Regions from separate parts of the Homo sapiens genome. Here all the other regions are linked to region 2. The links are chromatin loops, found by intact Hi-C in ENCODE. Cell type or tissue: HCT116. All regions are shown on one strand.

Region 1 (8,000 bases), 180 kb after region 2:
CCACGTTAGCTTTTTTTTTTTTCCCCTTTGTCTGCCTTAGGGCATCTCCCTGGTTTCTCATCAGTAAATGAACCCGTTCCCTTCACATCTGGGACACAGGGCCTTTGATACCAGTGTGCATGAGAAGGACGGAAGAATAATTAACAAATTAATTAATTGTCCTTTGTTTACACTTCAAACAAATGAGGCAGATTTTTTTTTAACGAAACAGGTTGCACACAAATAAAAGGCTGCTCGCGACCCTTGGGAAGTGAACACGTGTTTCCAGTGGCATTTGCAGATGTCCCACCAACCCAGGTGACTGATGTGGGTATGGTTAGCTCCTCCATGAGCCAAGCTGGCTTTTGCCGCCTGGCCCAAGAGGTGAAGCTCCATGGAGATGCTTGTTTCTATGAAACAATCTTTTAAAAGACTCTCCCAGCAACCCCACTTCTGGGTATACACCCAACAGGGTTGGAAGCAGGGTATGGACGAGACATGTGCACACTCGGTTCATAGTAGCGTTATTCACAAGAGCCAAGAGGTGGAAAACCCAAGCGTCCAGCCACAGATGAATGGAGAAACAAAATGTGGTCTGTCCATGCCAGAGAATATTACTCAGCCTTGAAAAGGAAGGAAATCCTGACACAGAATACACAGTGTGAATGAAGCCAGAAAACGTGATGCCTCCGTAAGAGAAGCCAGACCTAAAAGCACAAGCACTGTATGACTTAGATGAGGTCCCTAGAATGGTTACATTCATAGAGACAGAAATTACGTCGGTGTTTACCAGGGCCTGAGAGAGAATGATTGGGGAGTTAGTGTTTAATGAGGACAGAATTTCAGTTTGGGAAGATAAAAGCATTCTGGAGATGGAAGGTGGCGATGGCTGGACAGCAAAGCAAATGTTCCGAATGCCACTGACTGTACACTCAAGATAGTAATGGTTCAGAGATATGTTTGTTCAGTTGATGAAAATGTGGGCCGGGCGCTGTGGCTCACGCCTATAATCCCAGCACTTTGGGAGGCCGAGGCAGGAGGATCACCTGAGGTCAGGAGTTCGAGACCAGCCTGGCCAACATGGTGAAACCCTGTCTCTACTAAAGATACAAAAATTAGCTAGGCATGGTGGCATATGCCTGTAATCCCAGCTACTCAGGAGGCTGAGGCAGGAGAATCACTTGAACCCAGGAGGCAGAGGTTGCAGTGAGCCGAGATGGTGCCACTGCTCTCCAGCTTGATGACAGAGTGAGAATCCATCTCAAAAAAAAAAAAAAAATTAGCCAGGCATGGTGGGGGGTGGGGGGCACCTGTAATTCCAGCTACTCAGGAGGCTGAGGCAGGAGAATCGTTTGAACCCGGGAGATGGAGGTTGCCGTGAGCCAAGATTGCATCGTTGCACTCAAGCCTTGGGGACAAGAGTGAAACTCCGTCTCAAAAAAAGAAAATGTGGTCAGAGGCTCTTGGGAACCTAACCATGTGTTTCCCCTAGGAACAATGGTTCAGTATTTGTAAAGTCAGTGTCTGAGAGGTCTTTGTGGAACATAACCACTGCAGTGAGAACAGACCGCGTGTTTAAGGTTTCCATTTCACACCTTCGTGTTCCTCAGCTGGGCCCTGGATTCCCCGATCCTTTTCATGTGCAATACCCATGATCACCGATCGGGCTTGACCTCATGTTTTTAGACTTAACTGTAAGGAATGATTCTCTGGTTTGATCCGGGAAACTTGAAGTTGTTCTTCTGGCCACAGAGATCAATGAATTTCCAATCTTCGGCACCTATCAGACATGCTTTCTGGTGAAATTGATGTCCACAGGCAGCAAACTGAACATGGGGCTCTGAGCGTGTCTGTTTTCACTTTATGCCCAGTGATCTTATGACAGTCTTTTGGCAGATAAGAAACAATATTTGCTGAGCACAGGGCGGGTGTGGTGGCTCACGCCTGTAATCCCAGCACTTTGGGAGGCCGAGGCGGGTGGATCATCTGAGGTCAGGAGTTTGAGACCAACCTGGCCAACGTGGCAAAACCCCATCTCTACTAAAAATACAAAAATTAGCTGGGTGTGGTGCTGCATACCTGTAATCCCAGCTACTCAGGAGGCTGAGGCAGGAGAATCGCTTGAACCCGGAGGCGGTGGTTGCAGTGAGCTGAGATGGCGCCACTGTACTCCACCTGGGTGACACAGTGAGACTCTGTCTCAAACAATAATAATAATATTAGTCGAGCACAGTATAAAGCACATACTATTTATACTTTAGAAACAAAAGTACTTGCAAAAGCGTATTTGATACTGAAATCACCTTTCTGATTAAGAGACTCCTAAAAGGACAGTTAAATGAACTATAGTTTGGGAAGCCTCCTTAACTGTAGGCAGGGGTTTTCCATTTACGGATGTGTTGAAGGATTTTCAGGCATGTTATGTTTGAGTCTATTTTCTACTTTTTTTCTTATCTGCTTTATTTATTTATTTATTTATTTATTTATTTATTTATTTGGAAGATGTTTTAGACAGGTTCACTCTCCTAAGAATTTTTCTTGCTATTGTAAAAACAATGGCTCTCGAAGTGACTGGGCTATTGTTCAAATCAAACACCTTTTCTCTGAAGTCGTCTTCAAAGCGACGGCTGGCTGGCCCCTGTGGTCTGAGTGCAACGCTGGGGGAAATCACTCAATCCTAGAGCTGGGTTGGTGCGCTGATGTCTCCAGGGAGCTAGGTGAAGCACCAGGCTCCCCCACCTCGCCTCGGCAGCCCCCTGCCTGGACTCTGATGTGCTGGGGGCTTGCATCCTTTGTCCTCTCACCCACTTTCCTTTCTGGATTCGCAGAGGTCAAGGACTCCCAGGCCAAAGTCAGGTCCTCAAGCACAGGCCCCAAGTTGAGCAGAACCACGAATTTATAGAACAAAGGCTGCAAGCCCTCCCCTTCCTCCCAAAAGAAGAACAAATGTAGGGATGTTGGGCTCTGGAGCCCAACGCAGCTGGCATCAGATCCTGGATCTCACTCAGGAAGCATGTGGCCCCGACGAGTCATTGATTCCCATGGCCTCGGTTTTGTCTTCTGTAAAATGGAGCTCCTAGTTTCTGGGTGGCAGGACTGTGGGAATTAGAGTCAGCCTCTCAACTGGCCCAGGTGTGACCTCAGGCTCCCCTGGGCTCCCCAGGTGCCCCCTTGAGGACCCAACCTCGGCAGCTGCAGGCAGCTGGCACCACACTGGGCTTCTTAGTGAGGGACTGAGTGAGAGGCAACTGTATATACAAACCCTGGCCCAGTCCACGGCATGGCCTCCCTCCTCCTGCCCAGCCTGCTGGACTCACTCTCTGCCTGCATCTCTTCTCCTCCCATCACCTGCTGCCACCCCACATTGCCAGTCCCCATTTGGGGACTTCAAGCGTTTCTTCTTCCGGTTTCCTCTGTTCCTCTCCCATATGGGCAAGGATGGGACTCATGACCATCCCAGGGCCCCTCAGGGTGGACGAGGCTCTGTGCGGGTGTGTGGTCGCTGGCCACTGCCTCTCCTCACAGAGGGTCAAGGATGCCTTTCCAAGGTCTCGCCCAGCTCTGTGCTGGTGTCCCTGAAGAGGCTGCAAGGAGCATGCTCCACGGCCGTGTGTGAGCGTGTGTGCCTCTGCACACGTGTGCACAGCACGTGGACCTGGGGCTGCTTTGGCAGAGGTGTTGTTGGCATCAACAGCAGCAGGAAAAGGTTCTGGGTAGGGGAGAATCTCAAGGGGGAAGAGTCTCTCTGGGGGAGTCACTGGCAGGGGAAGAGTCGGTGAGGGAAGCACTGGAAGGGGGACCCGGAGTAAAGAGGGAGTCAGCCACTCCGGGAACTCTGTCCATGGAGCAAGGGCAAGCTCCAATATACTGTGCAAATACTATATGACTTTACTTATACAAGGTCCCTAGAACAGTTAAATTCATACAGACAGAAATTAGACCGATGGTTACCCATCAGTAATTCACTGCTAGTTCTGAGAACATAAGCCGGGGGGCAGGGAGTGTCACCTACCCTCAGTCCTGAGCTGGGGAGGTCACAGGCCACGTCCTGCTGGGGACGTGAGCGTCACAGGCACTGCCACCATGGCTTCTATCAGCAGGGGTGTGGACGTGGGCGTCTGTGAAATCAGAGCAGTCCGTATCTCTGCCTCCCGAGGCTGTCGGAGGCTTTTTGTGGGTGCAGCTCAGGGAACCAGAGGAAAGCAGGAAGGCCCGTGGGTCACCTGTGGGTTGGCATGGCTGTGGTGATGTTCAGGGGACAGCAGCCCCGTGTTAGGGACAAGTAAAAAGTTGAGACCAGCCTAAGAGGGCTCTAGGCCCCATCAGTGGAGCTGGCTCTGCCCTGATACCGTGTCCCTGGACTTGTTCCTGGATGCGAAGGCTGGGCGGGGGCAGACGCAGGTGGAGAGTGGCTCCCAGACCAGGGTGGGTCTGCAGGAGACCGTCCTGCCCCGCGAGCTCCCCCATGGCACCTGCCCTCCCTCACCTCCCCTCACTGCAGGGGCTCCGGGGAAACTGTGCCTTCAGGCTGTGACTGTGGAGATGGGAGGGTTTGTGCTGGTGCCACACCCAGGAGCCACCTACAGTGCACCAGGCACCTTCAAGGGACAGAGAGAGAGGGAACGAGGACAGCGAGGATATTGCTGCAGGCGGAGTCTGTCTCGGCACAGTGGCTGCCTTGTGGGCCCATTTCTTAAGGCTGAGTGTAGGGGTTGACCTGGACATTCAGTTATACAGGAGGAGGGAGTGTGGGGATGCCGTGGTTTTGTGGTGGCCACGTCAGGTGAAGTGCCAGCCGTAACCAGCAGGCCCAGCTCCATCTGCTGGGAGCACGGGGCCCAGTCAACAGCTGCTTTGGAAAAGAAGTGGCTGGGAGACAAAGCATCCTCAGGGACGTGTGTACACGTGTTCATGTGTGCATATGTGCATGTGTACATGTATGTTCATGTGTGCACGCCTGTGCATGTTGCAAATATGTGTGTGCGCATCTGTGCGTGTGCAGGTGGGGTTTGTCAGATGGTGTGAATGGATGTGCTATGAGGAGCCTCTGCCTTCTCTGCTCATTGTGCTTCCTATCTCAGGATGTTTCCCCAACAGGATCCTTCTTCGGGGGCCTTAGCTGTGTCCTAACAAGGGTCTCCACGGTTAAGAGTGAGAAATGCTGTTAAGGAAGTGCAGTGGGCTCTGCCCATACTTTCTTGGTGCCTTCAATGGGACAGTGTTCATCAGGAGCATCCACAAGGCAAAATCACTGGCTGAGCTCCCAAGCGTATTCGGCCTCACAGCTCCCCTGGTTTGTGGGAAATCTTGTAGGATCAGTGTTGCAAGGAGCAGGCACAGCCCGGGAAGGCCCCCTGCAGTCGCCCCTCAGAGACAGGGGTGCTTCCCGCCAGCCCAACTGTGTAGGGACCTTTCTACCAACAGGGTCAAAGGACATCTCCCAGGACCTTAGAGCCTCAGCCCCTCCATTCCCTAGAGCAGGGTCCCTGAGGTGGTGCTGGGTGATGTGGAATGGAGCCTCCCTGGCCGCACTGCTTCCCCGGACAGATTGGGATCCAGATTCTGAGTGGGCCTGTCTGGGCAGGGGCCCCCCGTCCGCATCTCTTACCAGCTAAAGGGGAGGCACAGCTACTGCTCCGAGCACCATACCTGGAGAACTGAGGATGTAGAGAGCTTCGGGATTGGCGGGAACTGAGGGTCTGCAGGTCATCAGAGCCAGGTCCCTGCTTCTGCAGATAAATAAACTAAGAAAAGGGACTCCGGGGCTGGGTGTGGTGGCTCACACCTGTAATCCTAGCAATTTGGGAGGCCGAGGCGGGTGGATCACCTGAGGTCAGGAGTTCGAGACCAGCCTGACCAACATGATGAAACCCCATCTCTACTAAAAATACAAAATTACCCGGGCATGGTGGTGCATGCCTGTAATCCCAGCTACTTGGGAGGCTGAGGCAGGAGAATCCCTTGAACCTGGGAGGTGTAGGTTCCAGTGAGCTAAGATCACACCACTGCACTCCAGCCTGGGCAACAAGAGTGAAATTCTGTCTCAAAGCAAAAAAACAAACAAACAAACAAAAAACACACACCCCAAAGTAAATAGAGCCGTGCTGTCCCCTCCAAAATTTGGAAATGAGGTGGGGTGTGGACAAGTAAGTCAAGCTGTGGGCTAGGGAAGTTCTGGGGTTCACACCGAGGCTTCATCAGTTCACTTTTGGACTCCAGTTCCCTCACCGGTAAAACGAGGATGATAGGTGCCTGCCCCATCGGCTGGAAGGAAAGTCTTGTTGGAACCACAGAACACTGTGTCGCGAGTGCTCCCGGCCTGCCTGCCGTTGTCTCTTCATTGTTGTCACCTCTCAGGGATGCCAGTTTAGAATGTGGGTTGTTCCCCTGACCCTGAGGTTTTATTTACTGTTCGAGCAAGAAAGACATGGCGCATTCACGAGAACACCTCCTCTCCCAGCACCTGCGACAGCCATCCTCGACTGTCTGCCTCCCCTCTGGGCCTTGCCTGCATGGGACAAGTGGGACAAAGGACTGGGATGCTGCCGGAAAGGTGGGCCCCACGACCTGGGGAACCTGAAAGTCCTCACACCCCAGCCAGCTCTTCTGCTCCTCTCTCTCCTCAAACCCAGGCCACCAGCACCCATGCCCCCTGACTCACTCTTGCCAAAAGCCCCTGGTTCTGCTTGTGGGCTGTGTCTCCCTCTCCTCCCCAGCTCCAGGCCATGAGTCCCGCAGCCTTGCTCTCTCCCCCTCCACACTCTCCGTGATTCCTCCAGTGTTACACTGGTCACCGCGTCTGTCTTCCCATTGCAGAGAGAGCCCTCGCCTCGCACCACCTTCCCAGGCGCAGGCCTGGTGCCCGCCCCTCTTTGCAGCAAGATCCCTGGAAGGGGGTCTCTGCCCTCACCATTCCTTGTCCTCTCCTCCCCCCATCCTCTCCTCCTGCCCTCCCCATCTCCACTGCAACTGTCCAGTGTCTTTCGGAACCCCCGGGCCCCCAATCTCCCGCTCTGTCCCTTCACTGCTCCCTCTGCTCTTGCCGCCTTCTAAGTCGGAATTCGTGGCCCTCCTGTCTTCTCCCCCTTCCTTGCTCTGTCCATCTCTTGGCTGTGAGTGCCGCCCCAAGGTTGATCCCAAGTGCACAGCTCAGCAGGGTCTACCTTGGAAACTCCCTCTTTATTTACCCCCATGGCCTCTGCTGTGTCCTGTTGGGTCTCCCAGATATCTCAGGCTTTGCCCCTCTGAAGGAAGTGAGAATCTTTTAGGGCACCATCCTTGGCAGCTGTGGACACGGCTCCAGTCCGGGTGGGAGGTGCCTCCTTCCTCTGGGGAGTGCAGGCAGTTGGGGCCCCAGGGGGTTGACTCCCTGCTTGGCTACACACTGTGGGTTCCCAGTGAGCACTGGGGCCACACAAGCCCCCCCAGGCCCTCCCCACTGCAGAGGGTTACTGCGGAGGGGACTTGCTCAGGGCACTCAGAGGGAGCTGAGGCCTCAGGGATGAGAACCAGCCAGGAAGGAGTTAGGTCTGGACGAGGGTGCTCCAGGAAGGGGGGTTTGCAGGGTGCGGTGGCCTGGGCAGAAGGATCTGGGTATGTTCTAGAAGCTGACAGAAACCCATGCTCCTGGAGGGTTTAGTGTAGCAAGAGGAGGTGAGAGAGGAGGGTGGGGCATAACAGGCCTTGGGTAAGGAGCACAGATTTTATTTTCTAAAACCAGGAGGCTTGTGGAGGGGTTAGCAGGGCGTGAGTGTCACCTGATACATGTTAAACAGCAAGCCATCGGGCGACAGGGTGGGGCTGGCCCAGGGTGTCAGAGCACAGCAGAGGCCACAGGGAAATGTGTCTCCCTCTGGGAACTTGCAGACAGTTGACCATGGTGGGGAGGGGCTTTGGTGACTAAATGGGTAGGGGCTGCCTTCCAGGAGCAGAGATGGGGCGAGTCAGGGGACACCAGCATCCGTCCAGGCAGGCCAGGTTTGAGGATCCCAAGGGATGACCCCAGGAAGGACATGAGGTGG
Region 2 (8,000 bases):
TGGAAGGGGAACGAGGGGAGAGAAGAGCATCTAGGGGTGCTTCTGGAAGGATGGGGAAGACCAGATAAGGTTTTTAGGCTGGTAGGCTAAGACCCCCCCATCCCCAGAGCAGGAAAGACAGAAGAGGATAGAGCAAGAGAGGGCTGGATGGAGGGAGAAAACGGAAGAAGAATTTGAAAGGGAGCAGGAAGACAAGATGAAACTAGAAGGAGGCGTGCAGGGAGAAAGCTGCTCCCACTGAAGGCTCTAGCTTCAAGGTGAAACTGTGCCACCATCTGCCAGGAAAAAAGGGTCAGGAGAAAGAGGGATGATAAACCTTGGGACTGAAGTGAAGAGCGGAGAGCCAGCCGGCGGACACAGCTGAGGCTGAGGCTGGGTGTGTGAGGGCCGAACACCTCTCTTCCAGCTATGGGACAGAGCACAGCCCGGCCCTGTGACGTCTTCATTTAAGTTAGCTGGTTGGCGTCTCTGACCTCCAAGGTCTCCTTGTGACCTACATTCCATGGAGCCCGGACAGGTGCACAACCCCTGAGAGCCCACACAGTATAAATGTTTGCACATCTGCCCCGCGTGTTTCGTGAAACAGTAGTGGGGCGTTTTGATCATACATTCCCTCAGGTCGTGTGGGGCTCTCCCTAAGTGGTATTTATTGATGCAGGACTGCACAGGGTCCCACAGCGTGCTTGGATGGTGGCCTGAAGGGGAGATCCGACACATACAACAGCGGTAGCAGGCCTGGCAGTAGTGGGGAAGTAGTAACACGTGTGTGTGTGTGTGTGTGTGTGTGTTTGTATAGAGAGAGACAGAGAGATCCATTCTTTTTTTTTTTTTTCTTGAGATGGAGTCTTGCTCTGTCGCCCAAGCCGGAGTGCAGTGGTGTGATCTTGGCTCACTGCAATCTCCACCTCCCGGGTTCAAGTGACTCTCCTGCCTCAGCCTCCTGAGTAGCTGGGATTATAGGTGCCCTCCACTTCGCCCGGCTAATTTTTGTATTTTTAGTAGAGAGGGGGTTTCGCCATGTTGGCCAGGCTGGTCTTGAGCTCCTGACCTCAGGTGGTCCACCTGCCTCGGCCTCCCAAAGTGCTAGGAATACAGGTGTGAGCCACCGTGCCCGGCCGAGAGATCCATTCTTAACAAGGAGGTTACGACTACATAGAGTAACCTTATAATTTACTCTGTTGGACTGAGAAAGCAAGCAAGGCAGCCAATGGCGGTGACATCAGCTCTCCAACGGGCCGTCGGTGCTGGCCATCTGTGGACCTCACAAGAACGTCAAAGACCAGCAAGGAAAAAGCAGGCCCCTGATCTCTTGCTTTCCTCGATCCTTCTACAGTTGCATCTTCACCTCCTTTCTATCTGTGGATGTGTCCAGTGCTGAATATGAAAGTGGGGCCATGATGTCCTTTCTGTCTGTGATGATTTGGGTCTGCTACCCTTAGACGGAGGAGCCTGGGAGAAGACAATGTGAAACTCTGGAACCGCAGCTGCCCCACGCTTTACAAGAGCCTCTTTTAGGGAGTTCTTGGGCAAGGCATGAGGGGTCCTGGGGAACCAAGGGCCTCCTTGGCTGGGGCTTCTTGCAGGTTGGTGGGCTGATGTGTGTTTTCTGTTTCTTTGTTCCCTGTGGCCACCTCCTGATGCTAAGAGTAGATCAAAGTAAATGCTTCCATGGGGCGAAATGAGGGTCTTCAGCTTACACAGGTGGCAGTGCGTGGAAAGGAAAACAGGCACTCCACTGCAACACGGCCCGAGCCGGCCGGGCACAGAGGGGAGCAGGGGCCAGGCTCACCTGGCACTGAAAGGGTGGTACAATGGCAGGAGGCATCTTGGTAGTGACAGCCCTCTACATGTCTGAGCCCTAGGCAGCTGGACATGCCACCACCCTGCTCTCATCTGGACTGGCAACCTCTTGCCCGGTACACAGCTGCCCTCCTGCCCTCCCTCCTCTCCCACTATGTGGATCCCTGCCCGCTTACTAGATCCTCTGTTTCTTCCATCCCTCATTGCCCTCTTTCATGCTTTACACCCTTGTTTTGTTAGAGCACGTCCTCTGGTAGCTGAGAGATGGTGTGTGGGAAATAATTTTGTCGAGATCTCGCATGTGCAAATGTCTTTGTTTTAATCTCACGTTTGATTGTTAATTTTGTGAAGTAAGGGATTCCAGGCCAGAAATCACTTGCCATCAGCTTTTGAAGGCACGCTTTGTGATTGGTTAGCTGCCCTCTTTGTGTTGAGAATTCTGGAGCTATTCTCGTTCCTGCTCTTTTTTATGGCACCTGGAAACTTGGGGAAACATTTTTTTTTTTTCTTCAGTGATTTACTTTTCAAGATAATGTGCCTTGATATGAATCATTTCCATCGATTTTGTGGACAATTTGGAAACTTATTTCTGGAAAAAAATTCTTAAGTAATTGATGATTTCCTTTCTTCTCCTCCTCCTCCTTCTCTCTGGGGGCCCTATGGGGGTCGGGGTTAGAATTCCTTTTGTGTTGAGCCTCGTGAATTGATCATCTAGTTTTTTTTCATCCCCTCTTTCTTCTTTTTCTCCTCTTTGCCTTTTTGCTTTGCCTTCTGGGGCATTCCCTTACTTTTCTCTTCCAGCCTGTCTGTTGAGATGTTTTGTTTCTGCTCTCATGCTTTTAACTTCCCAGCTTTTTTGTTCTCTAAATGTTCTCCTTAAAATAGCACCCTGCTCTTGGTTCATGGATGCGGTATCTCCTCTGATCTCTGGGAGGATATTAAATACTGCTATTTCTGATGTTTTCTCCTCCCTGCCTAATATCTGTTTCCTCGAAGTCGGCCCCGCTCTGTTGCGTGTTTTGGCGGCTCCTTCTCATGAAGGCTTTCCGCAGGTGTCTGGTCATCCTTGGCTTTTTACTCACCTTAGGGGGGCTGCAAAGCTGGTTGGCAGCTCCGAGCAGGGAGTGGGGCCTGTGCTTGGAAGCAGCAAAGCTCTATCTTCAGGTTTCCCCTCTGGGTGCTGGTGAGATTCCCCAGAGGAGATTCTTCCGGCCTCCTGCCAGGAGGGTGGAGGTCAGGATGCTGACAGGTGCCGTGAGGGAAAAGGGGGGCTCTCCGTGCAGGACGCCCCTCTGTCCGCAGTGTCTGGCGGCCCCCAGGCCACAGAGGCTGCTTCAGTGTCCTCAGGGAATAAACCTCCAGAGGGGCTATCCGAGGATCTCCAGGCTTCCCCGGGTCTTGGGCCCCACGCCTTCTGAGCCTTCGGGGGATTCCATTGTCAGCCTTCCCTGCCTCTGGGCCGAGACTCAGCTCCGTGAGGGCGGGCCGCCACTTCTCCTGTGCCTCCCCGCTGCCCACAGCCGGCTACTGTTCTCTTTTCTCCTATTCTCCAGGTCGTTGGGGTTTATGCCTTTTTAAAGTTATTCTTATTTGAGATGGAAGTCTCACTCTTGTTGTCCAGGCTGGAGTAGTACAGTGGCGCGATCTCGGCTCTCTGCAACCTCCACCTCCCGGATTCAAGTGATTCTCCTGCCTCAGCCTCCCAAGTAATTGGGATTACAGGCACCCACAACCACACCTGGCTAGTTTTGCTATTTTTAGTAGAGACGGCGTTTCACCATGTTGGCCAGGCTGGTCTCGAACTCCTGACCTCAGGTGATCCACCCACCTCAGCCTCCCAAAGTGCTGGGATTACAGGCTTGAGCCACCATGCCCAGCCCCTTTTTAAAATTTTCTCTTTGTAGTTTTAGTGGGATTTTTCAGAGGGCACGAAATTAGCTCTGTGCCTTCAGTCGTCCTGTTGGCCCCAAGCCCAGTCTCCCTGTGTTTCTCTCCTAATGATTATTACCAAGGACTCCCCAGTCCTCCCCATGTGCTCACTTTTTAAAAATTAAAGTTTCCAAATCAGAGGTTTTAAAAATTCTCTTAGATGACGTCCCCAAATGGAAAATCTCCCGGTTAGTGCTGGTATGTCCTGCTGGCCCTGACACTTACTCTCTTCCGGCCAGATCCCTGTCTACGACAGCTGAGCACGAAGGGCAAACTCTCTGGGGCTGGTAATGAGGCCGGCCTGGCTGGGGCCTGTTCCCAAGGGGTGTCCTCACGCGCAGGCCCTGTGGCCAGTCCCAACCACAGAGGCCAATTTCAGTTTACCACCCGGGCGTCTGAGCAGGCCCACCGTGTCCTGAGTCCTGGGCTGGGACTGGTGGAACTTGGAACAAGATTTGGTGCTGTCTTCAGAGAGCTCTTCCAGAACGTCCCCAAGGAATGATTTACCGGGCCCTATGCTTTGCAGGGACCCCTCTTCCACTCGGGCACACAGCTCTGCCAGGTCAATGTGTCCCCACTTCACAGGCACATGCAGAACTCGCATGGGGAGCTGAAGGGAGACGGAGATGGGCTCGAATCCCACTCTTCGAGAGGTTTCTGCGAGGAGGCTCCAAAGGGCAGTAGGGTCTGGACCAGAGAGGAAAAGGCTCCCCAGGGAGAAGAAATGTGGGCAAGGGACAAGCGGGACCGACAGGGGGCACTGCCGGCACAGCGAGGCAAGAGCCCTGCCTGCAGGGAGACAGGTGCCTGCCAGGCAGTGGCTGGGCCCAGCCGGGAGTTGGAGGCCACGAAAGCCTGGACCATCTGACAGCAGAGAACCAAGAGGCCCAATTAGGGCTTTAGAGCTGGAATGCGCCATTTCAAATCCGGTGGCAGGGGAAAGTTCAGTCAACCAGGCGGCTGCCTTGCTCGTAGACACGGCATTTATCTGGTGGTTAGCTGTGGGGCTGTTTAGCTGTATGCTTGGAATTGTATAACACGATTCCCACCGGCCAAGACAGATCAATGACCCAGACGGGCTGGAGGGCCAGAAATTAAAAGCATGACGCTCATAAGTGGGCAGCGGCCACTGTCTTGGCCACCGTCTCTGCTGCCCTGCAGGGGGGGCAGCCAGCAGCCCAGAGCCCCTACTACCGAGAAGCTCCAAATCCATACTCCCCTCTTCCTGGCCTCTGGGTCTTCCAGGCCCCTACCAAACCCCAGATTCCATGATGTGCTTTTCACCTCACACAGAAAAGCAGGACAGTCAGGTGCGAGGAGGAGGCTAATTGTTCCAGGAGCAGCCTTCAGGAGCAAAAGTGACATGGGGACGGGTTTGGATCTGTTTGTGTGTAATTTGGAAATGTCCTTCGATGGTGCAGGCTCGTTTCTCCAGCCTGGTTGCTGCACCAGAATGTCTTTTGTTTTGGAAATGATTACTCAGCCTCCTGCCTAAACCTGTTTGGGACCGTCCAGACCTTCTTGCCCACTTCTGGTGTTGTGTGCCAGTGGTGGGCTGACCCCAGCAATAGATCTCTCCTGCCTTTCCAGAGGGTCCCCACTCCACTGTGTCCTCAGCCTCTGCTCTCCTGCTCCCTCTGCACCAAGGATAGAGACCCTCCCAGAACTCACACCAGGCCCCTTACTCTAGATGCTGGGGGAGGCTGGGACTGGGGACAGGAGCTACCTGATCTTTTGATTTTAGGGAAATCCTAAGCTGACCTCCCACAGTCCTTCCTCTCCAGCCAGGCACAGGTGGAAATGTTTAAATGGGTTGGGTTGGCCAATCTGGACTAACAGCACGGAGTGGGCCCGATCCCTTCCTTTCCAGTGGTCCTCCAGGAAGTCAGGGCACCTGGGCCTAGTGAGGGGGTTTGGGGTATGTGGGCAACTCAAAGGCATGGCATGGCATGCGGGGTGGGGTGGCATTCGTCCCTGATGCTTGGTGACCACGTCCCATTGCTGGGGATCCCTGGGCCTGGCAAAGAAAAATGGCCCCCAGGGACAGCGAGGCACAAGGGCAGGGGTCCTGTTAAGGGTCACCTGGGTTGATCCGCCCCCAAGATAGCTTGGAGGTGGGGAGGGGCAGCGGGCTTGGGGCTGCCCTTGAAGGGACCAGGGCAGCACTGGGTTCTGGGATCTTCCGTGTGTACCCCACCTCTTCTGTGCCCCTGCCCCGAGGAGTTGGCGCTGAAGGCTGCAGGGTGCTGACCGCCGAAGCCCACCCGGTCATGGCTCTCCCCGCTCCGCCGCCCTCCCCGGCCGCGCGACAGCCAGAGCCCCCTCCCATGCCGCGCGCTGCGCGCTCCGCTCGAGCTGCCACCGCCGCCCGCGCCGCCGCCGCGTGCTCCTGCTGCCGCCTCGCTCCAGCCGAACGAGCCAGAGGAACGAGAGAGAGAGAGAGAGAGAGAGAGAGAGAAGGAGGGCGGAGAGAGAGAGAGAGAGAGAGAGAGAGAGAGAGAGAGAGAGAGAAGGAGGGCGGAGAGAGGAGGGAGGAGAGAGAGAGAGAGAGGAGGCGAGGGAAGAGCGAGCGCGGGGCTGCTCCGAAGCCAGCAGAACCTCCTCGGACAGCGGCCCCAGCCGGGCCCCAGCAGCTCGCGTGGTCGGAGGAGAAGCAGCTGCCACAGCTGCCGCCCGAGCCCGGCCTCGCGCGCCCCTTGCCGCTGGCTCGCCGGTGCCTGTGCGGCCCCAGGACGCCGCTGCCCGCTCGGCGGCCGGGATGCAGCCGGGGCATGGCCGCCGGCCCCCAGTCACCTGCCGCGGGGAGCGCTGAGCCCGTGAGTAGCCTGGCCTCGTCGCCCGCCTCGCTCTGCGGCGGTCATTCCCATCGGGCTGAGCTGGGGGAGGGGGACATGGCCGCGGAGGGGCGCATGGGACCCCGCAGTGGGAGGCGGGCTGCTGAGCGCGGCCGGGGCTGACCCGAGGGCGCGTGGGGTGGGGTGGCGCCCTCGGGGTCAGGGGTCCCTGCGCGGGGTCGGGGTCCCTGGGTCCCTCCGGGGCTGGGGTCTGGACGCTCTGTCCGGCCGTGGGCCAGAGGGGCGATTTTGTGAATGGGAAGGCCCGGGGGTCGGGCTCCATGGAGACGCCAGGGAGTCCCGCGCGCTGCGTGGCGGTGGCAGTGGCGGTGGCGGTGGCGGTGGTGGTGGCTGTGGCGGCGGCGGCGGCGGCACAATGCCCGGCGCGGGGAACTCCCCGGCGGGGGGAGGCAGAGGCGCGCGGAGATCCCGGCCCCGCGGGGCGCGTCCGAGCAGGCAGCCGGAGCCCGCGCGGGTGGGAGAGAGGCTGGCGACCCGGCGGTGGTGCAACGTGCGTCTGTCGCGGCACCCAGGCCCGGAGAGAGCCCTGCCGGGGTCCTCTGAAAGGAGGGTCGCTGAGAGGTTGATGACCCAAAGGAGTTGTGGGGAGGAAGGGGCTGCCACAGCTCCCCAAATAGGAGCGGGGCCCGCAGCACCGCGGTGTGCGCGGGGGCCGAGCAGCGAGGGGCGAGCGGCGCGCAGGGCCCTACAGGGGGCGGGCTGGGGGCGCTCCGGGCCGAGTCCCCAAGCACGATAGGAAGGCTGGAACGGGAGCAGAGGCTGCCTCTCTGAAGCCTCGGCCACCCCCAGGGCCTCGAGCAGCGCGGCCGGGCTGGGAAAGCCGGGCACGCCCCTGGCCCAAACTTTCTGCCCTGGTGGCCCCGGGCGGTGGTGGGGCTCGCCCGGGGCGTGTTGGGCTCGCACGCTCGGGAAGGTGGTCTTCTGTGGCGTCTCGGGGTGGCGCGAGGCCAGTGGTCATTTTGGTGCTGGGGGTCGCAGCCTCCCTCCCCGGGACGCGGAGCCTCCCCTGGCGCGCAGCCCTGCAGTGTCGGTGCGGGGACCGAGACGCGGCGCCCCGCGTGGAGGGGCATTGGGAACCTGTCGGGTCCCCAAGCGGCCCTGGGATCCCTGGTATCACGTAGGGTGGGGGTGGGATGTTCCCGGAGTCCACTGGTGGGGGCGGGGGCCCAGCGAGGTGGGGAGAAACTCCTGGACAACAGAGCTGCCTCCCCCTCCCCTTTCCGTTCCAGCTTTGGCGAGGTACCTGATTTATTTAATGATCACTTTTAAAAAGGAGTCCCGCGGAGCCGCTAGTCCCGACGCGCGAGACACCCCACGGTGGAGGCTAAGGACAGAGACCCAAGGGATCCATCCCTGGGTTTAAGTCCCCCTTCCTGCCCCAGCTGGTGGTGAAGTCGCTTCTCGGGCGCGCAGGTT
Region 3 (8,000 bases), 210 kb after region 2:
CTGGGAGAACGAGCAAAAAGAGAGTTTGCTTGTCTCTGCCTGGTTTCCATCTTCTAAAGCAACATAAAGAATGAGAAAATAATCTCTCAAAATAAGCTGTAGCTGAACAACACAGACAGGCATGTTCCCAACAGCTCTGTTCACAAGAGCCCAGAAATGGAAACAGCCCAAACATTCATCAGCAGAGAGATGGATAAATAAACCCTGGGGCATTAGGAATATTACACAGCCATGAAAAGGGGCAAGGGGCCAATACATGCAGGGAGGTGAATGGGCCTCAAAACCCTGATGTAGCATGAAAGGAGCCAGCAGTGAAGGCGTGCAGTCCCAAGATCCATGCACAGAAAGTTCTAGGACAGGGAAAACTCAGAGGTGGTGGAAAACAGTGAAGACAGTGGTTGCCCTGGGGGCTGGAGGTGGGAATGGCTGGGGAGGGGCATGAGGGGACTTCCTGAGGGGCATGGTCTGCATCTTGGCAGGTGAAGAGTTGTGCAGCTGTGTGCATTTGCAGATTCATGCGTTTCTTTTTCTCTTTCTTGTTTTTGTTTTTGAGATAGAGTCTCACTCTGTCACCCAGGCTGGAGAGCAGCGGTATGATCTCAGCTCACTGCAACCTCTGCCTCTTGGGTTCAAGCGATTCTCCTGCCTCAGCCTCCCAAGTAGCTAGGATTACAGGGGCGTGCCACCACACCCAGCTAATTTTTGTGTTTTTAGTACAGACAGGGTTTCGCCATGTTGCCCAGGCTGGTCTTGAACTCCTGGCCTCAAGTGATCTACCCAAAGTGCAGGATAAAGCCACCATGCCTGGCCCAGACTCATGCATTTCATTGTATGTCAATTTTTACCTCAAAAGAAAAAAAAAATGTAAACAAATGTCAAACCCTAGTTGATGATAAACTCGCTGAAGTATCGGGGGAAGTGCACACACGTCTGCAGCTTACTTTCAAATGCATCAAAAATAATAAACTAGGTTGTCGGGCGGCGGAGGGTGGAGATGGGCTCAGATGTGTGATGCAGCGTGTGGAGGAGAATGCCCCAGTGTGGAGGAGAATGCCCCAGTTGCATCGAGCTGGTGGGGTGCAGCCGTCACCGTCAAACTCCTCAGCTTTTCCATATGTTCGAATATATTGGTGATAAAATGTTGGGGGAAAATCAGCTGTAAGATGAATACGTAAAGGGCTATTTTTGGAGAGACCTGGGGAACATGCTTCACTGTGGTGATTGCTTGGGAGGCCCTCATAGTCTGGGAGTCCCAGCATCCTGCCGTGGGTGGGACGATCCGATGCAGGCCTTTGATTTCCTGGAGTCTAGACTAGGTGTCAGGTCCTGAGGAGGGGACTGAGGCTATCTACTTCTTTGAACATCCATGATTCTGGTCTTCTAGGATTTTACAGACTAGCTGGGAGGTCAAACACATATAGAGGAAAGAGTTAATTGCCTAAAACTTGGTGTGGGGTAGGAAGGCAGCTGGACTCTGGAGATGGACAGGTGAATGGCCCAGGCAGCTGAGGTCTGAGCATACCAGGCCACAGGGAGCCATGGATGGTTCTTGGGGGAGGGAGGCTGTGAGAGCAGGACTGGGCCCAGTGAGTGATTTGAGGGACCCACAGGGGTGGTGAGGAGGGCCAGAAGCTAGGTAATGGGAGGGGAGGGACAGGAGAGTCCGTGGAGCTGGTGGCCTGGATGTGGGCAGAGGAGAGGGCGCCGGGGCTGAGACTGGACCCCCAGTGCTTCTTGGCTTCTCACAGGCTGGCCCTCTGCGTCCATCTGTGTCTCCTGCCATCTTTGGGCCAGCTGCGTGACCTGGGCACAGAGGGCTTTGCAGCAGAGTGGGGCCGTGTGGCCTGGGGTGCCCGCGGGCTGGGACTCCTTGACACGTGCTCTGGTCCCAACTCCTTGCATCCCTCATGCCCGGAGTGTAGACTGCTCACCTCAAAGAGTTGGCTTAGGAGGGAGGAACCAGTGCCTAGCCAGGCCCCTGGTGGGCTGGGACATGGAGGGCTCCCACCGCTGTGGCCCTGCCCACGCCCACTGTCCTCACGGGCCTCAGTCCTGCGGCTTCCCGCCAGCTTGTTCTCTCCCCCTCAGGCTCCCCCAAATCTGTGTGTTCAACTGAGAGTGGGGACGGGACACTGGCATCACCCTTGGCAGGGAAGGAGTGAGAAGAGAGGACCATAGAAAATGAACATCCTGGGCCGGGTGTGGTGGTTCACGCCTGTAATCCCAGCACTTTGGGAGGCCAAGATGGGTGCATCACGAGGTCAGGAGATCAAGACCATCCTGGTTAACATGGTGAAACCCCGTCTCTACTAAAAATACAAAACTTAGCCAGGCGTGGTGGCGGGCGCCTGTAGTCCCAGCTACTCAGGAGGCTGAAGCAGGAGAATGGTGTGAACCCGGGAGGTGGAGCTTGCAGTGAGCCGAGATCGCGCCACTGTACTCCTGGGTGACAGAGCAAGACTCCATCTCAAAAAAAAAAAAAAAAAAAGAAAAAGAACATCTGGGAGCTTGTGCTGGGGGAACCTGAGAGGACGGGGCCTGGGCAGGTTTGCCCTGACACAGATGCCTGGAGGGCGGGTGAGGGGGCAGTGTACTGGGGGACAGGGAACAAGCCCCGCCCTGCCCAAGCCAGGAAAGCCACCAGGGACTTTCCCACCGAAGCTGTCCGGGACGTTCCCACCACAGCACAGCCCTCAGTGGCTAGACCTGTGGGTCTGTGGAAGCTGGACCTGTGGAGCTGTGGGGCTGACGGGGGTGGAAGTCCATGGTGGGGCTGTGTTCACGGATTATTCCTGAGCTCTGGAGTCTGGAAGTCAGGCTTGCCCACCTGTAGGTGACAGATATCCCTGACAGAGGTGCCCATCCACAGGAGCCTGAACCCCCCATGGGAGCTGCCCGTCTCTAATTTGCACAGATCCCTGACCTCAGGGGCAGCCCTGCTGCCGGGACCTGGCCCCACCTGGTAGGGGTGTGGGCCTTGCCAGCCAAGGGCCTTCTAGGACAGTCTGGCAAGCTAAAGGGCGACCAGCAGGCTCTCAGCCATCAGGAGGACATACAGGGTGGTGGGGAGGGTCTTGCTTTTCACCGCCCCTCCCCAAGCACCAAGGGAGGCCTGTTCAGGGCCCCAGCGAGGGGGAGGGAGCCAAGTCTTCCTCCTTCCCCCTGGCTGCAGTCCTCTCCCAGCAAGGCCACTGTGTCCCTTCCGAGATGAGAAAAGGTCCAGGGGTTAGTGTGCCTGGTGGGAGGGTCAGCCCTTCCCACAGCAGAGCAGATGAAGACCTTCAGCATGATCTGATGGCGATCCTGATGAGCCTTCTCTTTGCCGGGCACGTCCTGTGGGTCAGGCTCCTGCTGAGAATGTGACCTGCAACCTCGGGGCAGCCCCACGACATCCGGGAGGGTAGGTACTGCTCACACCCCCATAGTAGAGATGAGAAAACTGAGGATCCAAGCTGGATCCGGGTCAGAGGCAGAGGGTGCACTGGCTCTGACCCCGGGCTGTCCAACTCCAAACCCGTGCTCTGAAATCCCATCCCATCACCTGGCACTGAGCCTTCACCTGGTCCTCCCATCGTCCAGCCTCCTGTTTCACAGACAAGGAGACCGAGAGCCAAAGATGATAGCCAGTCGTAGAGCTCAGCGTCCAGGCCCTGGCCCACCCTTTCCTGTGCAGTGGGGTCCCCACCACCCCATGTGGCTCCTGCTTTGTCTGTGTCCGCCCCGCGGGGCCCCCTGCGCTCACTCCAGCGGGAGCCCTACAGCTTCTCAGGGGATCGTTAATCCCCGTTAGCACAAGCAAACAAACTCCCCGCTCCATTTATTTCATGGGGCTCCCAATTTAATTAGGTTTCCCAGTTTTCCGCCTGTCCTGGGCCAATCACTCCTTAAAACAGTGGAGAATTCATTTGCACCTGCTGTCAGAAAGCGTCTCTCCCCAGTTAGAAAAATAATTAAGCCATCATCACACATCAGGGGTAATGAATCACCATTTTTCATTCAGTTCGCAGGTCGTTTGTTTTCTTCTGCACTGGCAAAGGAGGTGCAAACTAAATTTGAGCAGCTGCCAAGTGGATCCTGCCTCCCTTGCAGAGCCCCTTCCCTTCTTCTCTCTCCAGAGACCCCTTTTCTCCTTGAGTGGTGCCATGGGGACAGCAGCCTCTGAGCATGCCCAGCTCTGCCTGGGTCCTCCACCCTGGGCTCCTGGTGGTGGGCCACAGATTGTCCCCTGCTTCTGCTCTTTCTCAGGTGTGACTCCCAGGTGGCTGCTCTGCAGGTAACGTGGAAGGTCTCACCTGTAAGAGAGCCGTATGCGGTTCCTGTGGTCACCAGAACGGATGACCACAACTGTGTGGCTTCAACAGCAGCATTTATGCTCTCACAGCTCAGGAGGCCAGAGTCCAGGATCAAGGCAGGGCCGCGCTCCCTCGGGAGGCTGGGGCTGGTGTGTCAAGCTGCTGTATCTGGAGCCGGTCGTCAGACCCACAATGATATCTGAGTGGGTACAGACCGTGAACTGCTGGGCCAGGTGCCCTGGGGCTCATAGAGAGGACGCCCCATGTAGGAACTTACAGACCCGTCACGGAGCAGGCTCAGCGAACGTCCAAACACGGGGCATGGGATCGGGGTGAAGGGAGAAATGAGCTGCGGAATACTGGAGTGTTGTCTCCTTTAAAAGTGAAACAAAAGAAATAGGTTCCCCTCTCCCATTCCCTCCCCTCTCCCTCTGCACTGAAGGCAGGGTCTCACGTGCACACTGGGAACACACACGCAGGACAGGGAATAAGGCGTTTGCATTTTGCAGACTCTCTCAAGGTGGTCTCATTGATTGGCTGATTGGTTGACTGTACCCCTGGATCATGAAGGAGTCGTTTTGGGGGGCTCACTGGCTCTTCTTATTTTTTTGTCTTCCCATTTGGCTTGAAGTTGACCTATTTTAAAGTGGTAGTAGCCCCGTTCTACCACCTGGTGGGGCGCGTGAGCAGCAGCGTGCGCAGGGGCGTGGCTCCCGCCGCTCAGGGCTCCTTTCCGAGAAGCTGGCTGTGAGTGGAACCTGACCGCGGAGCCCCGAAGTTCTTATCTTTCCTTTGATCGTTCCTGTAGGAATTGATCTCCCCTGCCGAACCGCTGTCATTCTAGAAGCAGCTCCAGAAGCGAGCACCAGCGTGGCTGACTGCTCTGCAGGGCAGCACTGGAGAGGCTCTGCGTCTGTGAATTTAAAAATGAACACGCCCGGATCTCTAGCTTTGGAAGTAGGGTTGTGACGACGTGTTTTTCTGTTTTGTCTCGTTTTTGTTCGGAGGAGGATCTCTTGGCACAGGGATGCTAGCTAGGCTGTCTGTAGACACATCCAGGAGCTCCCCAGGTGGCAAGGTGTTGTGGCAGCTTTGTGAGGGGCTGGCCCAGCTTAGGAGAGTGTGGGGACTTCGGTTTTGGCTTCGGAGGTGGCCTGACTGATGCAGAGACCCTCCCAGATCAGGGCAGTGACGGGGCCAACAGGTGCCCCCAAAAAGGGGTGAGTCCAGCTCCCACCTCTCAGTCAACGGGCATTAGAGCAGGAGCTGCTGCATTTGGGACACCCCGCTTACAGCCGCATCTTCCTAGTGTGTCTGAGCCTTCTGCATTCTTAAAACTGTGGTTAATTCGCGGGTCACACGTGAACTCACTTCACCCACCCCCAACACCTTGTGAGGTGGGTGTTATGGGTGAACTGTGTCTCTCTAAGATAAGTTGAAGCGCCAACCTCTGGTACCTGTGAACGTGACCTTATCTGGAAACAGCCTTTGTGGATGTAATCAGGTAAAGATGAGGTCACTAGGGTGAGCCCTAACCCACCATGACCAGTGTCCTTGTAGGAAGACAAAAACGCCGTGTGAAGACACATACAGGAAAAGGCCCCGTGACGGCAGAGGCAGGGTTGGAGAGACTCGGCTACAAGCCCGGGAGCCCCTCGGGTGGCTCCAGAGGCTAAGAAGCCATGAGGAAGAATTCTATCCGGAGTCTCAGCAGGAGCTTGGCCCTGCTGACCCCTTGGTTTGGGGCTCCTGACCTCCAGAATGTGAAGGAAAAAATTCATGTTGCTCTGAGCCACCCAGTTTGTGGCTCCCCTCTGGAGTTCCAGAGCCCCGTGGTGCATTTGTTTCACTGTCAGACTTTTTCCCCACTCCAAACCCCATTCCCCGAGAATCCTGCTCCGATCCTGATCCCAGGGGCAGTGTTGGAAGTGTCTGGAAACCGGTTAAATCAGCAGTGGCTCCACTGTCCCTCCAGCACTCCTGAGAGAATCTGTGGGTAGAGACAAGCAGTGGGTGAACCTGGATATCTCCAGACCTTTCCTGAGTGATGGGAAACGATGTCTAGATTCCAGAGCGGGAGTTAGACTGTCCTGCACTAGCCAGTTAAGGACAACGTTCACTTGGAGAGAAAGCCAGCATTCTTTCCAGCGGCGCGTTCACGCTTGCTGAAGACGGGAGCGCCCGAGGGTCTGTGGTGTCTGCTGCTCCCCGGGGAGGGGCCTCGGCTACATCTGCCTGAGAAGCCAGCAGGAAAAGGTGATGAGAACATCAGAGTTTAAAAACAGGTTTTCATAATGGACATTGTCTTTTGGTTTCAGCAGCACTTTTCCCACAAAATTAAAGGTAGATTTTTTTTGCTTTCTCCTTTGTGACTGCTGGGAGAGCGTGGCCTGCTGGGCCCTGGTGCGGCCACCGTGTGGGATTTTGCTAAATTTGATGACCCCTGATGGTGAAAAGTCCTCCCTGAACCACTGTCTTGAAAAGATGGCAAAAAAAAACCATCCCTGCCCTCCACATGGAACCTGCAGTCACGCCAGGAAAACCCTTCATGAAAGCTGGTGCAATGCTGTCACTCTAATCAGAAGCGCGAGCCGTGCACGGAAGCAAAACTGCTGATTTACCAGCTGTGTGTGTGCGGGCACGCACCTTTGCCTCCCGGTGCCTCGGTTTCCTCATTTGTGAAGCGGGGATAGCCTCACCCACGGTACGCATTTCCTGTGGCCGCTGTAACAAACTGCCACGGACTGGGTGGCTGGAAACACAAGATTTTTTTTTAACATTCTGGAGGTCAGAAGCCCAAAACCAAGGGGTCAGCAGGGCCATGCCCCCTCTGAGACTCCAGGTAGAATCCTCCCCACGGCTTCTTAGCCTCTGGGGGCCGCCAGCCACCCGAGGGGTTCCCGGGCTTGTAGCCGCGTCACTCCAACCCTGCCTCTGCCGTCATGCGTCCTTCTCTCATGCATGTCTTCACACGGTGTTTTCCTCTTCCTACAAGGACACCAGTCATGGTGGGTTAGGGCTCACCCTATGACCTCATCTTTACCTGATTACATCGGCGAAGGCTCTGTTTCCAAAGAAGATCTCGTTCACAGGTACCAGGGGTTTGCGCTTCAACTTATCTTAGAGGGACACAGTTCAGCTGTGCACTGTGTGTGTTGGGTGGGCGAAGTGAGTCCCCAGGTGAAAAGTGGTCAGACTCGTGACTGGCCCCCGGTAAACATCACGTAGATGGCCACTGTGCCCCTGCCCTTACTACTTTATGCACTCACATCTCCCAGGGTAATTCCGCTCTCTCAGCCTCAGCGCTGCTGCTACGTGGGAGCCGCATCGTCGCCCACGGTGGAGGCCGCCCTGTACGCTGCAGGGCATTCAGCAGCACCCCTGGCCTCCACCCACCAGATGCCAGAAGCCCCTCCCTCAGTTACGATGACCAACAATGTCTCCAGACATTGCCACGTGTCCCTCCCCAGGAGGTAAAATTACTCTCGGTGGAGAGCCGCTGACGTGGTTTATGTGGTGTACGTATGTTAAACGCTGACAGATATCGTCAGGCTGTGTCCTCCTGCCAGGCCTCGCCAGTTCACATCCCATAGTGGGTCCCCACATTCTGGGGTGACGGGACACCTTCACCCTTTCCCACTTTTCTGAAACCGTGGTGCAAATTGATGCAATGAAGCCTCGTCTAGGCCAGGAGCGCCTCAGGGCTGG

Evidence for each region. A loop is a pair of places that touch in the nucleus more often than their neighbours do. Peaks named below come from ENCODE experiments on the same cell type or tissue, not always from the same donor. Only the 100,000 strongest peaks of a DNase experiment are listed, where the experiment ranks them.
Region 1: a loop joins it to region 2, with 4 times the contacts of the local background. A loop is called at or near these places in 4 of 110 quality-filtered maps.
Region 3: it touches region 2 in a loop (3-fold over the local background); 9 of 110 quality-filtered maps call a loop at or near these places.

What each region holds. Positions count from the first base shown.
Region 1 is chr17:79,424,746-79,432,745 of GRCh38, reverse strand. The region is part of intron 2 of RBFOX3 (RNA binding fox-1 homolog 3); the gene reads left to right. Among named protein-coding and RNA genes, the nearest start is that of RBFOX3, 180 kb to the left of the region's middle. In HCT116, CTCF peaks have their summits at 4,614 and 4,814 (motif pointing left); no DNase peak of the experiment used is centred here; H3K27me3 peaks cover 750 bases.
Region 2 is chr17:79,609,371-79,617,370 of GRCh38, reverse strand. It overlaps RBFOX3 (RNA binding fox-1 homolog 3), which reads left to right and starts at 6,320. Exons shown (of 15, transcript NM_001350451.2): 1 at 6,320-6,545. In HCT116, a CTCF peak has its summit at 4,482 (motif pointing right); a DNase peak (open chromatin) is centred at 4,470; H3K27me3 peaks cover 2,750 bases.
Region 3 is chr17:79,398,271-79,406,270 of GRCh38, reverse strand. The region is part of intron 2 of RBFOX3 (RNA binding fox-1 homolog 3); the gene reads left to right. Among named protein-coding and RNA genes, the nearest start is that of RBFOX3, 210 kb to the left of the region's middle. RefSeq lists an enhancer at 1,813-2,314 and a silencer at 4,831-5,005. In HCT116, a CTCF peak has its summit at 4,960 (motif pointing left); a DNase peak (open chromatin) is centred at 5,000; H3K4me3 peaks cover 605 bases; H3K27me3 peaks cover 2,151 bases.